Linked DNA regions of Homo sapiens: region 2 is linked to region 1. A link is a contact called in ENCODE Hi-C data. All regions are on one chromosome and are shown on one strand. The core of a region is the stretch at or near the end of the contact, and the rest is flanking DNA. Distances in the headings are between cores, read along the strand shown. Region 1 holds the start of ADAM29 (ADAM metallopeptidase domain 29). Region 2 holds the start of SPCS3 (signal peptidase complex subunit 3).

Evidence for each region. A loop is a pair of places that touch in the nucleus more often than their neighbours do. Pooled maps may share reads with other maps.
Region 2: a map of OCI-LY7 shows a loop between it and region 1 (4-fold over the local background). The contact joins the promoter of SPCS3 here to the promoter of ADAM29 in region 1. A Hi-C loop is called at or near these places in 1 of 168 maps with a recorded cell type or tissue (OCI-LY7), 3 of 37 single-sample maps with no recorded cell type and 4 of 50 pooled maps.

Annotation. Positions count from the first base shown.
Region 1 is chr4:174,915,704-174,922,867 of GRCh38, forward strand. ADAM29 (ADAM metallopeptidase domain 29) reads left to right here and starts at 2,655. Exons shown (of 5, transcript NM_014269.4): 1 at 2,655-2,768; 2 at 4,984-5,089.
Region 2 is chr4:176,314,844-176,322,065 of GRCh38, forward strand. SPCS3 (signal peptidase complex subunit 3) reads left to right here and starts at 5,123. Exons shown (of 5, transcript NM_021928.4): 1 at 5,123-5,376. The coding sequence starts at 5,234. SPCS3-AS1 (SPCS3 antisense RNA 1) reads right to left here and starts at 5,667. Exons shown (of 4, transcript NR_186171.1): 1 at 5,302-5,667. RefSeq lists an enhancer at 4,934-5,434 and silencers at 5,417-5,536, 5,657-5,726, 5,757-5,836.

The DNA of each region.
Region 1 (7,164 bases), core at 1,405-3,904:
GTGAGCCACCGCGCCCGGCCCCATTGTTTAGTTTTTAACCTAGGTAAATTAGTAAAAGTCTGTGTGCACAAAACCTGAAACCTGTATGCAAATTTTTCTAAAAGCTTTATAATCACCACAAAGCAAAAATAACCAGGATTCCCTTTAACATATGAGTAGATTAACATGCTGCAAAGTACCTATACAAAGAAACATTACTCAGCACTAAAAAGAAACTGTTGATTCATACAACAATATGAAGAAATCTTGATTTCATTTTGCCAAATGAAAGCAGCAAGACCCAAAGGGCTGTATACTGTATAATTTCATTTACATGACATTTTGCTAAATGAGAAAAAAAAATCAGTTGTTGATCAGGACATTTAGTTTTGATCACTGGAGAGCACACAATGGAAATTTAGAATGAGGCAACTGTTTTATATGGTTCTGCAGTGATGTACAAATGACACTACGCATTTTTCAAAATTTCAGAAACCATACAAAATAGTGCATTAAATGTACTCATATTAAAATAAAAACTAAGCTTTTGGAAATCCAAGGATGAAATGAAGACTGTGCCAAATAAATCTAAGTACAGGGTTTAATCTCACTGAAGTGTGTGAGAGAAACAAGAAAGAGCTCACAATAACGTTGGGAACAATGTTTTGACTAGACCATAAAATTAAAGGCAGAAAGAACTTTACATAAGCACTTTATTTTAGCTGGTAATTTTGATCTCACAGGGTAAATTTAGCCATTCTGGAACTACAACTCCTAAAGTTGTACAAGTAAGTAAACAAAATGTAGACAGTTCACTACATGGAATGGAATGGGAACCAAATTCTTTATATCGAAAAAGGAAATTACAAATGAGCAAGTGGGAGAGGCTAGAATGACCACTGTGGCCATGAGTTACAATTGGAAATAAAAGATTGAGTTCTTGTTTCTTTTAATATGCATAAATATAAGTAAATACAGAAATACATATAAACGTGTGCATATGTACATATAACTTTCTCTCTCTTTCCAGAAAAAGTAAACAAGCAATGATAGTTCTATAGCAATGAGCACCACTGTTGTTTATATCATGGATTCTAAATATGATTCTGCAATCATATTTAGAGAAATGACTGATTTCTTTGGTCATATTTGGAGAAAATATGGGGCTTGGGCAGGAAAAATACAAATGATTCTGGAGCATCCTCTGGTGCTAGAAAGCAAGCAAGGGCTGATAAATACATAAACATACAGATAAATACATAGGGCATGTCAAAGTGATCCAAGAGTTATCCTGAAACCTCAAAAAATCTCCCAAGACAACCCTAGAACAACTTGAGTAACAAAATAAACAATGTCATTATTGAATTACATCCATTAGATCAAATAAACACGTGCCCATACTGTTATAAATAATCAAATAAATTAATTGATGAAGAAAGGGAAAAGCTTCTTTACAAATGGTGAATGTAGAAGAATGGCAGAAATAACAAGTCAACAGGTCTGAAAATATCTCCCCAAAATATTTATTAAGTACTATGGTAGTTGAAACATATGCCTGTAAATTCTCTGATACTCCTCTCTCCATGGTGGAGCTTGAGGGTGGGTTAGATTTGTTAAGAAGCTTCTAATGAATAGAGCAGGAAAAGAGACAAAAGGCAGCTTTCCAGTGGAGAAATCTATCAGTCGCTAACTTAGCCATGGTGTCAAAGTAAGCCATCTCCAATAACAAATCATGTTGATATCAAGTTTCCCTGACATATTAGAAAAAGGCTTTAAATGATATTCTTCACAAAATCCATACCTCAGTTGCACTGTGAGAACCACAGAAACCCATATCAAGGGCCATTCTACAAAATACCTTCCAAAGTATATTGGTAATGAACAACAAGGAAAAACTGACAAACTGTCACAAACTGGAGGAAACTAAGGGGATACGATGACTTAGTAATGTGGTAACCTGGACTGGATCCTGGAAATGAAAAAAAAATTAGGGGAAAATACAGGCAAATCCTAATGAAGTCTGTAACTTAGTTAATAGTATTATACCAATGGTAATTTTTTACTTTTAATAAATGTATCATGGTTATTCAAGATGTTAACATTAGGGGAAGCTAGATGAAGCATATATGAAAACTCTACAAGCTTTGCAACTCTTCTTTAAGGATTTAATCATTAAAAAATTAAAAATAAATGAAAAAAACAGCTGCAACAATGGTCTATACGTTGAGAATTTCAAAAAGATGCTGTTTACTTTGGGATTCAAGTAAAAACACTATAGTTGTTAAACCCTAGAGTACTCTTGAAAAAGACGGTTTTGTACACTTTAAACTGAAAGAGTATAGGAAAAATAATTTCACTCTTACAGCTAGGAAACAAAAGGGAACAAATACAAATGGGATAATTATTGAAGTTTCTGCAAGGGGGAATAAATCGCTCAATGTCCCTTCATTGCATAAAGGCAAAGTTCTCTAATTATTAAAGAAAAAAACCTCAACATTTTGATTGATAGGCCCTGTGACATCTGTCATACATCTTGACATTGTTACCTAACTTCTCCCTGGGACTGAATAACTATCAGGTGCCGGGTACCGCTAATAAACCTCAAACACTTTGCATGCCCCAGTGCATAACTGTCGCCCTCAGACTCTTAATTGAGAAACATTCTTTCCTCCTTTGTGACATCACATCCACTAACCAAATGGGGTGGTGTGAGTATCTCCTATAAAATAAAAGCTCTCCTGATGGCCTGTTCCTGCACATTTCCTGAGGACGCCCTCGATCACAAGCAGGTTATAGCTATTTAAACCTTGCCTTACCTGTACTCTTTACACAAATTGAAGGTCAAAGAAGTAGTCATACTTCTGGGCATAGATTAAACTGATTTTGTAATACTGTTTAGGCTGAACCTATCAGTTTCAGACTAAACCCTCCAAATATCTGCCCAAACTTGCCCCATACCCTCTAAAACCAAGGCCTAACAAAGCACTAAAATCAATAGATGAAAACCTAATTGAGAAATGAATCATGAAACTTTGTACTATTCCTTGTAGTACTTCTCTAAATTTAAAAAAAAGAAAAAGAAAAAAAAACACAGGGCAGTGATATAAATTTGTTCAGAATCTCAGGAGTATAAATTGAATAATGATCTCCCACTTCTCTGTAGTAACAAATTCAAATATTATTTTGTCTTTGGTGCATAATGAAATTGCATATTTTACAGCTGTAAATCTGTTTTCTGTTCCTTTAGAATCTGTTTAATTCAGAGTCATATGTTTGCTTTCTTCTGAGAAATTCGATAACGTACACTGGTAATTATGACTTAGGGCTTATTGAGATATTGTCTTAATTTTTAAAAGTCTTTAACCAGGGCCTCAAGGAACTTACATTTCCCTATATTCTACCATACTTTGTGGCATTCTAAAGTTTAGCTGAGCTCTAGGACTGACTCCATCCATCTAATTACTTGTTTTATCTCTAATAGTCTATAAACTTTCTGATGGGGACTAAAATTTTTTCTCAAAGTAAAGTGTATCATCTGAAGCATAATATATCCCAAGGAGGTAAATTTCTCTTTTCTGAAAGATCATAACCATTCAGAATTTTTCTAGTTAGTAACCAGGAGATTTTAGAGATGATTCTTTGGGTCTCATTCACTATAGCCAACAATGGGTTTCCAAATGTATTCATTTTCTGTGGCTAGATATTAAATTAGCACAGAGTTAGGCGCAAAAAGCAACACACATTTATCACACCACAGTTTCTGTGGATGAGGAGTTTGGGTAAGGCTTAACTAGGTCCTTTGTTCAGGGTCTCACAAGCCGAAATCAAGGCATTAGCCACGTTGCAGTTCTCTTCTGGAGCTCAAAGTTCTCTTCCAAGCTCATTAATGTTGGTAGAATTTAGTTACTTGTGGTTGTAGCATCAAGGTCCTCTCCTTTTAGAGGCTCCCCCTCTTTACTGGCAGCTTTCAATACAGCTGTTTCTCTTTAAGGCTAGCTAGAGATTCTTTTGCTTTTATGGCTTTCACCTGATTAAGTCAGTGCCCATCCAGAATAATGTCCCTTTTGAGTCAAAGTCAACTAATTAGAGATCTCAGTTACAGCGGCAAAACCCTTTCACCTTTTCTGTGTTACATAATCCAATCACTCAAGTGACATTTATCATATTCAAAGATCCTACTTATATTCAAGGGAGAGGGTTATACAAGAACATGCACATCTGGGCATTTTAGGAGTCATTTTCTTATTCTGTCTGCCACGTTGACTTTCAGAAATTGACACAATACTGTATCACTTAACCAAATCTTTGTTAATCAAATCTCTTATCTGAGAATTTATGCATATATAGGCATTTCATGCTTTAAAAATTAGCCCTTCAACAACCTCTCATTATGAGCCTGCGTCATCATGAATCATGTTACCTATTCATACATAAAAGATCTGAACAAGTCAAATATCTCTTCCATCTCAACAAACCAGTATCATGCAACTATTTTTCTACTAACCCAATGTCAAAATCCTACTTTCCTAAGCTGAAAGCAGAAGTTGAAACTTGATGGAGGCTTCTACTAACAGTTTTACTTTCTACCTTAAACTTAATGGTTCCCTATTTTGCCAGTCTTTGCTGCCCATTAAAAGTATGCAATATTTCCTAAGAAAGTAGGCTTACTTTCTAAAATTGAATTACTTTCTTCTTTCCATGTTTCTGTTCATCACTGTAATACTTTAAATACTATTAATCTTCTTCCATTAGAAGAGGGAAGCTCATGGCCCCCTAACCACTGCTTCCTGAATATCTAGTAAATTTATTAAAACACGCTAATAAATTAATTAAAGCATGCCCAGAAATCCAGATTTAATCTTGATTTGTTTGTAGGTCATATCCTAAGAATGAAACCAGAAAATATCAGGCAGAAAACACTGGAACAAATTTTAACTCACCATTTTGACCCCTTTCCAGAAATGAAAATATTCTTAGATAACATAATTGTTTCCATTCCCATAGCTTGCTGGATGAATAAAGGAAAGAAGGTTTATATACACTAATAATAGAAATGTTTTGGGATGGTTCATGATTTCGAAAAGCTTCAGAGAAAATAAAGATGCTTAATGTAAGTATCTTTGCAGTAAGATAATGTAATTATCTTACATTATCCATAATTTAGAATGGTTAGCAGATTAAAAGTATTTTAATAACTCTAATGGTTCCTAAGAAGTTGACTATTATCAAGGTGGATATCAGTTCAAAAAGGGACATCATCAAAGCAAAAGAAAATGTCGATTGATCATTACACCAATGGGTAGTTCTCACCAAGATCTCTAACCCACAACACTCAGAGACTACATCTTTGAAGAAGTTCAAAGAGAATATTATACTATGCCAGTCTTTGGTTCTACAGTAAGAAAACTAGAATAATAAGCACAATGGAATTGTCACCAGAAAGTATAAACAAGATGAGTATAAACAAAATTTATAAACAAGATGTAAACAAACACGTTTTTAAAAACCTGTATTTATGAAAACAGTCAATCAACTCAAATGTTACATACAATTTTTCAACAAGAGAAATAAAAGCTATAATATGAAAATCACCTCTGGCCCACTTAGAGTGGCTTCTGGTGGCCCCAAGTGAAGTCTTCTTAAAAAGGCATGTGACATTACGCACACATGTAGGACAAACTGGCCTCTGTACTCAACCAACATCAGTGAGAAAATGAATTTCATTTCCTGTTGCTGGACTACTCTTTATGCATGGTGCCAAAGAATTATAATATTATCTGACAAACCCATATGGGCATTTTGGCCAAAACCAGATCATTGAATGGTCCCCAACAACCAATTTCCAGATGGACGCACAAAAGCCTACTGCCTATTATCCAAAAAGTGAACAGGAATATGTTACCATGTTAAACTGATATCCACCTTAAGGATAGTGGCTAACAATGTCAACTCACATATATTTTGATCCATCAGTTTCCCGTCTCAGTAAAAGATTAATATGCTTTCTTTGTATGTTTTACATAAATTGAATCATTTTTAAAAGCTTTACTAAATATGTAATATATGGAAGGTGTATTATTAACTGCTACAGGAAATACCTGTGGGAATAAGTTGTGTGTGTGTGCACATGTATACACACATACATGTGTGGTTAAATTTCAAAATTTCTTCCAAGCTATAGGTAAATTTTCAAATGACTTTTATTTTCGTATGTAGTTCAAAATGTGGAATGATAAGATAAAGAAATGATACTTTAGGAAGCCAGACTTATCAGGTATTATAACAATTAATTTAAAGTTCAAACTCAATTGAAATCACTCTATTGAGTCTCCAACTACTAAATTAGTTAATGATTCTTTTTAACCTTTGGGATCTTGGTTTGATGGAAGTGAATATAAGTATCAAAATTCCTTAAATATTTCCAATATGAAGACAAGTTTAAATCATATATAAAATTCAAATAAAGGTCTGTCACCAGGAACATTAATAAGCATAATGTAACTGTCACTATAAAGTCTTAATAAACAAGTTGTAAACAAAATACAATTTTTAAAAACTGTGTTGATGACAATAGCTTATCAACTTGAATGTTACATACACTCTTTCAACAAGAGAAAAAAGCTGAGCAAACTGAAATCAATGAATTTTATTGGACCCATTAGAGAACTGAAGTCATAGAGCAAATCATCATCCTGAAATCTGGAGACAGGCAAATACAGAGGGTCATAACTGGAGTCTGCTTATTTGGAGCAGAAGTTTCCAAAGCCATAAACTGGTAGTAACATTTATAAGGTAATTCTTCTGAACTGCTGAAGCTTTTTGATGAGGCTGAGTTTCAATCAGCACGAGCATAAGAAACTCAGAGGTACCATTTATGGAGGCTTCCATACTTTGGTGGGTTTTTACTTCTAGGAACCCCACCAACTTATCATTGTGAAGAGGTAAGAGAGAGACCCTCACGGCTGTGACAGTGGGTAGAGAAAGTTACCATTTGAAATATTTGAAACCATTTTTATTTTATTTTTATAAAATAAATATTTTTATCCTAAAAAATATTTATTCTGTTAGTTATTTTATCCCCCCACTATCACATTCTTGTGATAATCACATCTTTTAAATCTGTAAGCAATGTTATCTTTTAATATAATCTTTGAAATATAATCTTCGAAATCTCACAAAAATTTA
Region 2 (7,222 bases), core at 3,873-6,372, 1.4 Mb after region 1:
TCCTTTTGAGAGTCTGGAATTTGGGTACCTGCTAGCCAAAAACTGGTTTTCCTTCTGAACTTTTTTTTTTTCCTCTTTAAAGAGATTCACAAACATAGCACTCCTGGAATTATCACACTGGAATAGTCTACTTACCAGCTTGACTGATTATATCTTTCGATTAACCAAGCAAGTATCTTCAAAACAACAACTATAACAAAAACCTACTGCAATAACTTCTGGCCTGGTCTACAAACTGGCAGTCGCATCCGTCTCAAAGAAATTACTTATCTACTGAGAGCCTACATGGTCATGACACTCAACTGATCTAAAATCCTCAAAAGTTCGTTATTGTCTCCTGAATTATGATCAAACTTATTAGCCTGGCACTCAAGCCTTTTACAATTTGTCCTTGGCCTACATATTCAATTTAGCTTTACACTTTACCATTTTACCCATTTACACTTTAACTGTTCGTTACCTGTGTGTGACATATATGCTTTACATGAGAATTCTTTCAAAAATATCATGATCTATGATTTCAAGGTATCTCAATTCAATAAGAATTTTTTTGACCATCTACTACGTGCAAGGCTCAGTGTCCTGGGCACTGAAAGGGATAGAAAAATGAACAAGACCTGATCCCCACTCTCTATGATGAACAACATAATTCATAGTCACTTTCTGAAAACCATTTGAGTCCTTAATGTGCTAGATCTATAACATGCTCCATTGCAGGAACTTCCCTGGGGAGCTTGGTGCTTTGTGGACTCTTTGGATATTCCCAATAACACCATATTTAATTAGAACGTTTTTATTGGCCGGGCGCAGTGGCTCATGCCCATAATCCCGGCACTTTGTGAGGCCTTGGCGGGCGGATCGGCTGAGGTCGGGAGTTCAAGACCAGCCTGGCCAACATGGTGAAACCCTGTCTCCACAAAAAATACAAAAAAATAGCTGGGCGTGGTGGCGGGCGCCTGTAATCCCAGCTACTCGGGAGGCTGAGGCAGGAGAATCACTTGAACCTGGGAGGTGGAGGTTGCAGTGAGCTGAGATCGCGCCATTGCACTCCAGCCTGGGCAACAAGAGCGAAATTCCATCTCAAAAAAAAAAAAGAAGGCTTTTATTATATCTTTCAGTTTATCCCCTTTTTAAAAAGCATTATCTGGCCATGTGCACACAGCTTTATTTAAAGATTTCCTTATAAAGTGATTTATTGTTCTTACCTCTTCTTAGCTTGGTGTTACAGAAGAATAATTATTTGCAAATATGAAGATCAAAACTTTACATTTATTCTAGGTTTCTTTCTATCCTTCAGAAATACAGTTAGGCATGTCTTTCCCAGCTGATCGCTATTTACTCAAGCGCTGACAAAGCATGCCAATCGCTCCCCCCATTACTGCCACTAGGTTCTGAGCTGAAATCATTAAAGAGTACAAGACACTTAGTTTAAAAATGCTACGTATTAATTTAAGGTCTGTAATACTATTTCAGATAAACAGCCTCAGTTTCCTTCAGTACAACCTCAGTGTTTGACTAGTAGTATTTGCATCAAAAAGCATTAAAAATAAAATAACACGTTACAATGTTGAAGACTACCATTCATAATGAAAATGTAACTATTATTAATACTTGCTTACCAAATAATATATCAACAATTTTTGTGAAGGAGAAACTATAGGAGATGTGAGAATAAACAGACAAAACACAGTATTGGAGATTTTAACAAATCTCTCAGAATCCAAGAAAATGAAGGTAACAAATATTACTACAGATGTAAAAGACATAAATAACATAATCAATAAGGCAGATCTCATAGGTATCTATCAAATTCTATATACTATTAAGAGGAAATACCTTCTTTCAAGTTGCACATTGAATTTTCACAAAAGTGACATTTTAGGCCACAAAGAAGACCTCAATAATCCAAAGAATAGAAATATACAAACAGCATTCTCTGCCTACATGATTTAAAATCAGACATTAATTTAAAGCAATCAAAAGGAAAAATGGTACTTTCTCTTGGAAATTCATAGTCAGAAATTTTAGGATACAGCTAAAGCAGTTACCATAACAATAAACATGAAAAATATACCAACTAAATATCCAATTTCCAAAGCTAATAAACAAAAAAAGTGGAATGAAAAAAGTTGATAGTGTTAAAACCAAAAATTAATGAGTTGGAAAACAGTAGAGTTAATTAGTAAATGCAGAAGTGCTTTGAAAGAAAACAAGAAAAAATACTAATTAAAACAATAAATGAAAAAGGTAGAAAGCACAAGTATACATAATTAGAATTAACAATTAATAATTTAAAAAAAATAGAAGAATAGACTCCCTTGGGAATTTCTACCAAATTTTCTATCAAATTTTTAAAGACCAGATCCAAATGCTACTTAAAATATCCCAGTGCACAGAAAACTAAGGAAAACTTATTTTCCTTGTTATATTAGAAATATATATTTTCTAATTTGAGTATAATATTACAATCAAAAAAACACATCAGTTTCACTATGAATATTGATTACACAAACTAAAAAACAAAAAACCCCAAAATTAGCAAAGAAAGCACAAGAGCATATTAAAAACTAATTCATCATGACCAGGTGGAGTTTATTCCAGGAATGCTTACTGGGCCAATATTATAAAATCTATTCATATAACCCATTAAATAAGCAGAGGAAATAAGATAGAGGAAAGAAGTAGAGGAAATAAGATAGGGAAAATGCATCTGAAAACAATTTAGCACTTGTTTATATTTTTAAAAATTTCCCAATAGGAATAGATATTTCCTATCAATATGCAATATATATTATATAATGATACATGTACACACACACACACAATTTCCATCTCAAAGCCAACATCTTACTTGATGGAGAAATGAAAGGAAATTTCCTGCTCAAATCAGGAACAAAAAGATATCAGTTGTCCCCATCTGACTGAATATCATGTTGGAAATATTAGCTACTGAAATGAATAAACAATTGGAAATATAATAATTGGAACGGAAAAGGCAAAATGATATCTAATGTAGGTGATATAAATGTCTAGAAAATCTAAAGAAACACTTGGAAAAATAAAACAGAATAAGAAAATTCCCTATCCCATCCCTCTCCTGCTCTTTTTGTGGACTTTTATGTGTTTTTAGCACTACCAGTAAGTCAAGTTAAAAACTGTGGTGTCATAATAATAATACTAGTTTCATTTGAGTGTTCACAATCTGCATTCACTCTATGCTTTGCAGACCCCCACTCTTATTTAGGCAGTTGCTAAGTAACATAGAGTTTGTTTCCGAAATGCCCCTCCTATCAGTCTTCCTTTTGGGTCCATCACTCACTCTCCACATATAACTGGTAAATGGTTGCCTGTGTAGCGATGCTTGTTTTACATGTAATTTCCCTGATATAAAGTCAACTTCTTGACCTGGTTTTCTACCATAACTTACCTTTCCAGGCTTATTTCTGCTTACTCTTTTATACATGCATTGTTTATCAGGACCAGCCTTCTGAGTATCTCTTAGATATACCTGTACTTGCAGTTCAACAACAAGAATTATTTCCCTAAAACATGCTATAATAATAATGTGTCTTGTTTAGGCTTTGTGTTAAATAATTTGCACACTGTGTTGTCCCACATTACCAGGGCTGTAATTCCTTCCTCCTTTGCTATGTAACTTCCCAGGGTATTTTTTTGTTTTACATTTCAGATTTGTTTTTATTTTATTAACTCTACCTGATTATATACTTTTGAGTGTAGAAAGTGATCAGTACAATCTCTGTATCACTTGCAGTATAGATGGCATTCAATAAAAATCCTTTTTTTTCTTTTTTTGTTAACAAACTGTGCCAGCCTGGAAGTTAAAAACTAAGATTTTAAACGCAACTAAGGATCTCTCTTTAGTCTCTATTTTATCGATTTTTCATTAGTTGGCTCTATTTGAGCAGGGAGTCTGCCTTATTAGTGCTGTATTCTCAAGGCTTAGAACTATTCCTGGTACACGGTAGGCACTTGGTAATAATCCTACCTGTATGGCTATACAAAAATTAATTGAATGGTCATGAATAATGCAAAGAAGCAAAAGCTTAACAAGAGACAACATAAGCCAGTATCAAGATCAGATGTTCACAGTTTTCTGGTTTGTTCCTGATCACATTCCAGGACAGATATTTTTGTTTGGTTTATGGACTGAAATTTTTAAAAAAAATTTATTTCAGCAGACCCTGAATCCATTTTTATAAAAACCCTTAGCTGTGAAAGGAACAAAGGTTTTGGCAGATAGTATAATCAGAGTCAGGATTGGCTCGGTTTGAACCCTAATGCCCTTCAGGATATTGAAAATGTGATAAAATAATTGCATTATTTATTAATGACCCAACGAAATTCTTATACATTATGCTGTAGAGCAATTCCGCAGCCATTATCTTCTTTGCTCCTAAGAACCCAGAAAGGTTATCCTTTTATTTATCAGAAATCACCATGTTAAAATGCAAATACTTAGGATCGGTAGCCTCAACCCTTATCTTCTAAAACATCTTTAGCTATCCATACAAAGCAAAGCATTAATAGGAATTGGACTGACGTTGGAGGTGGAAATACTGATGCACGTGACAGCTTTAAGGACTTGGGCGGCTAATTCCCCACTCCCCACTGCTCCTCAGATCCTCCAAAAAAAGCTCAAGTCCTAACTTTGACCAGGTTTGACAAAGAAGGGAGAGGACCAGGCGTTTTGTAAAGTGCTGCTTCCAAACGCCACCCGTCAGGACAGATTCTAAACCACCTTAACTTGCTGCCGGTTTCAAGTGAAAATAAATGGTACATAAGTAATCAAGAAGTCGCAGTCCCAGACCTCTGACCAAAGAACCGAAAAAGGACAGCGAACGACCGGTTCCCAATTCTCTGAACCCAAAGGTCGGAGAAGCAATTTAGAAGAGGAGGGGGTGGGTCTTCCACAACAAACCCCGCCCCTCCCTCACTCGTCGCTGATTGGTGGCGGCGTTAGGCCGCGACGGAGGGGCGGGCCCGCGGCTGAGTCTCTCCCTTTCCGCGCCGCCCCGTGCGCGCTGTGGGTGTGTTTCGGGAAGCGGGCGCGCGCGCGCTCGCGTCGGAGGACCGGAAAGGAGGCGGGGCTGCGGCGGCGCGCGCTCCCGGAACGCGCGCACCGCAGACGGCGCGGATCGCAGGGAGCCGGTCCGCCGCCGGAACGGGAGCCTGGGTGTGCGTGTGGAGTCCGGACTCGTGGGAGACGATCGCGATGAACACGGTGCTGTCGCGGGCGAACTCACTGTTCGCCTTCTCGCTGAGCGTGATGGCGGCGCTCACCTTCGGCTGCTTCATCACCACCGCCTTCAAAGACAGGAGCGTCCCGGTGCGGCTGCACGTCTCGCGGATCATGCTGTGAGTGAGGCCGGGCCGGCGGTGCAGGACGCCGGGACCGGGCTGGGGCGGAAGCCGAAGCCGGGCCGCCGCGCCGGGGCTGCCGTGCCGGGGCCGCGGGCAGGGCGTCCGGATCGCCCTCCTGAGCGGCAGTTCGCCCCCGAGGGCGGTCGTCAGGGGTGGACGTCGCAGGCTTTTCCGGCGTCCCCTCGGAACTTGCACCCCTCCACCGTAAATTCCCGGGCTTGCTCTTAAATTTTAATTTTGAGCGTTCCTCAGGTCGGTGCCTCCGCTTGCTTCCTGTTCCTCACTTCCCTCCACCCACGCCTGGCCAATGAGGGAGCAACACAACAGCAGAGCCGGCGCCGCCGCCCGCCTGGGCTGGCGCCTCCCGCGCGTCCGGTGCCGCTCGTGGTCCGCATGCGAGGCCCTCCAGGCGCTGCCGCCGCGCTCTGGGTCGGGCTTCCGTGGGGTTTCCTGGCGGCTCTGGAGGCCACAGGACGGGGTTGTCTTTGTGTCATTCATCACCCGAGTTTGCCCTGTTTGACATTCCCTTTACAGTTGTTGCCTTTGCACCTTCAGAAGGCAGTAAACAGTTGGAGCTGCTTTGAAGTTGGCCAGAGATGTTGGGCACTGAGAGAATTAAGCATCTTAGCCTTCTGATACAGCGAGATTTTTGTTTTGTTGGGTTTCTTTATTTCTTTTTCTTTTGCCAACCACTTGAAGAAGTCTGCGAAAACGCCAAAAAATGCAGTTCGAAATGACAGTGCCATTTCGCTATTGCCTATTTTGTCCTTGATTTTATTCTCTGGCACTTTTGTCTTTAATCGTCGTATTTTTCCATCTCTTGTTCTCATACCCTTCTACTCTATTTCCGTCTTACACAAGTTCTTTAACCTTAGTTTATTTCTTTGTCAGAATCGCCAAGAAGCCAGTTATCAAATAGCGAGCCTTCTCCCCCCACCTTTTTTTTTTTTTTTTAAATTACTGTACTGATGTTTGTTAGATATTGTTCGAATAGACCTGGGGTGGACATCAGCACTGCCATTGTCAGCCCTGTGAGGGTTAGAAGAGCTTGGTGCATATTAAACACTGAACAGATGTTAGCTGTTGTTGTCTTGAGCAAGTTTTCTTACCATTCTGGGCCTTAATTTCTTTTTGTTTAAGATGGAAGTAATACCTAATTTTTAGGTTGTGAGAATTATTTGAAATGTGAAAAATATTGTCAGTGGGTCTGAGCCGTAGTAAACAGTAAATAGCAGCTGGTTACAGTAGTATCCCCTTAATGGGGTAGGTATACGTTCCAAGACCCCCAGTGGATGGCTGAAACCACGGATAGCACCAAACCCTATATATACTTGGTTTTTTCCTATACCGTACATACATACCTACCTATGATAAAACTTACAAGTTAAGCACAATAAGAGATTAACAATAACATAATAGAACTGTAACAATATACTATAATAAAAGTTATGTGAATATGATCTCTTTCCCCTTCTCTCAAAATAACTTATTTTACTGGACTCACCTATTTTCACACCAGATTGACCGCGGATAATTGAAACCGGAAAGTGAAACCTCGGATAAGGGGGTGATTACTGTATCACCCTTTAATATGCCATCTGTTAGTATTCGTATCACCTTGTAGTCATGTGTAGCTTTCTTCTACCCATTCTGCAAAATTGCTTTACATCAAGTATTTACTATTCTTTTTAGCAGTTTTTATCCCCTTCTGAGTTTTGTTAGGGATTCTCTTGAGGTATATGCAATTAGCTGAAGACCTACTTTAATATTGGATTAGAATGTTTCTCCTGTTTTCACACTTACAGGTTTCTCTGGTGTTTACTCGTTTCTTTGTGGAATT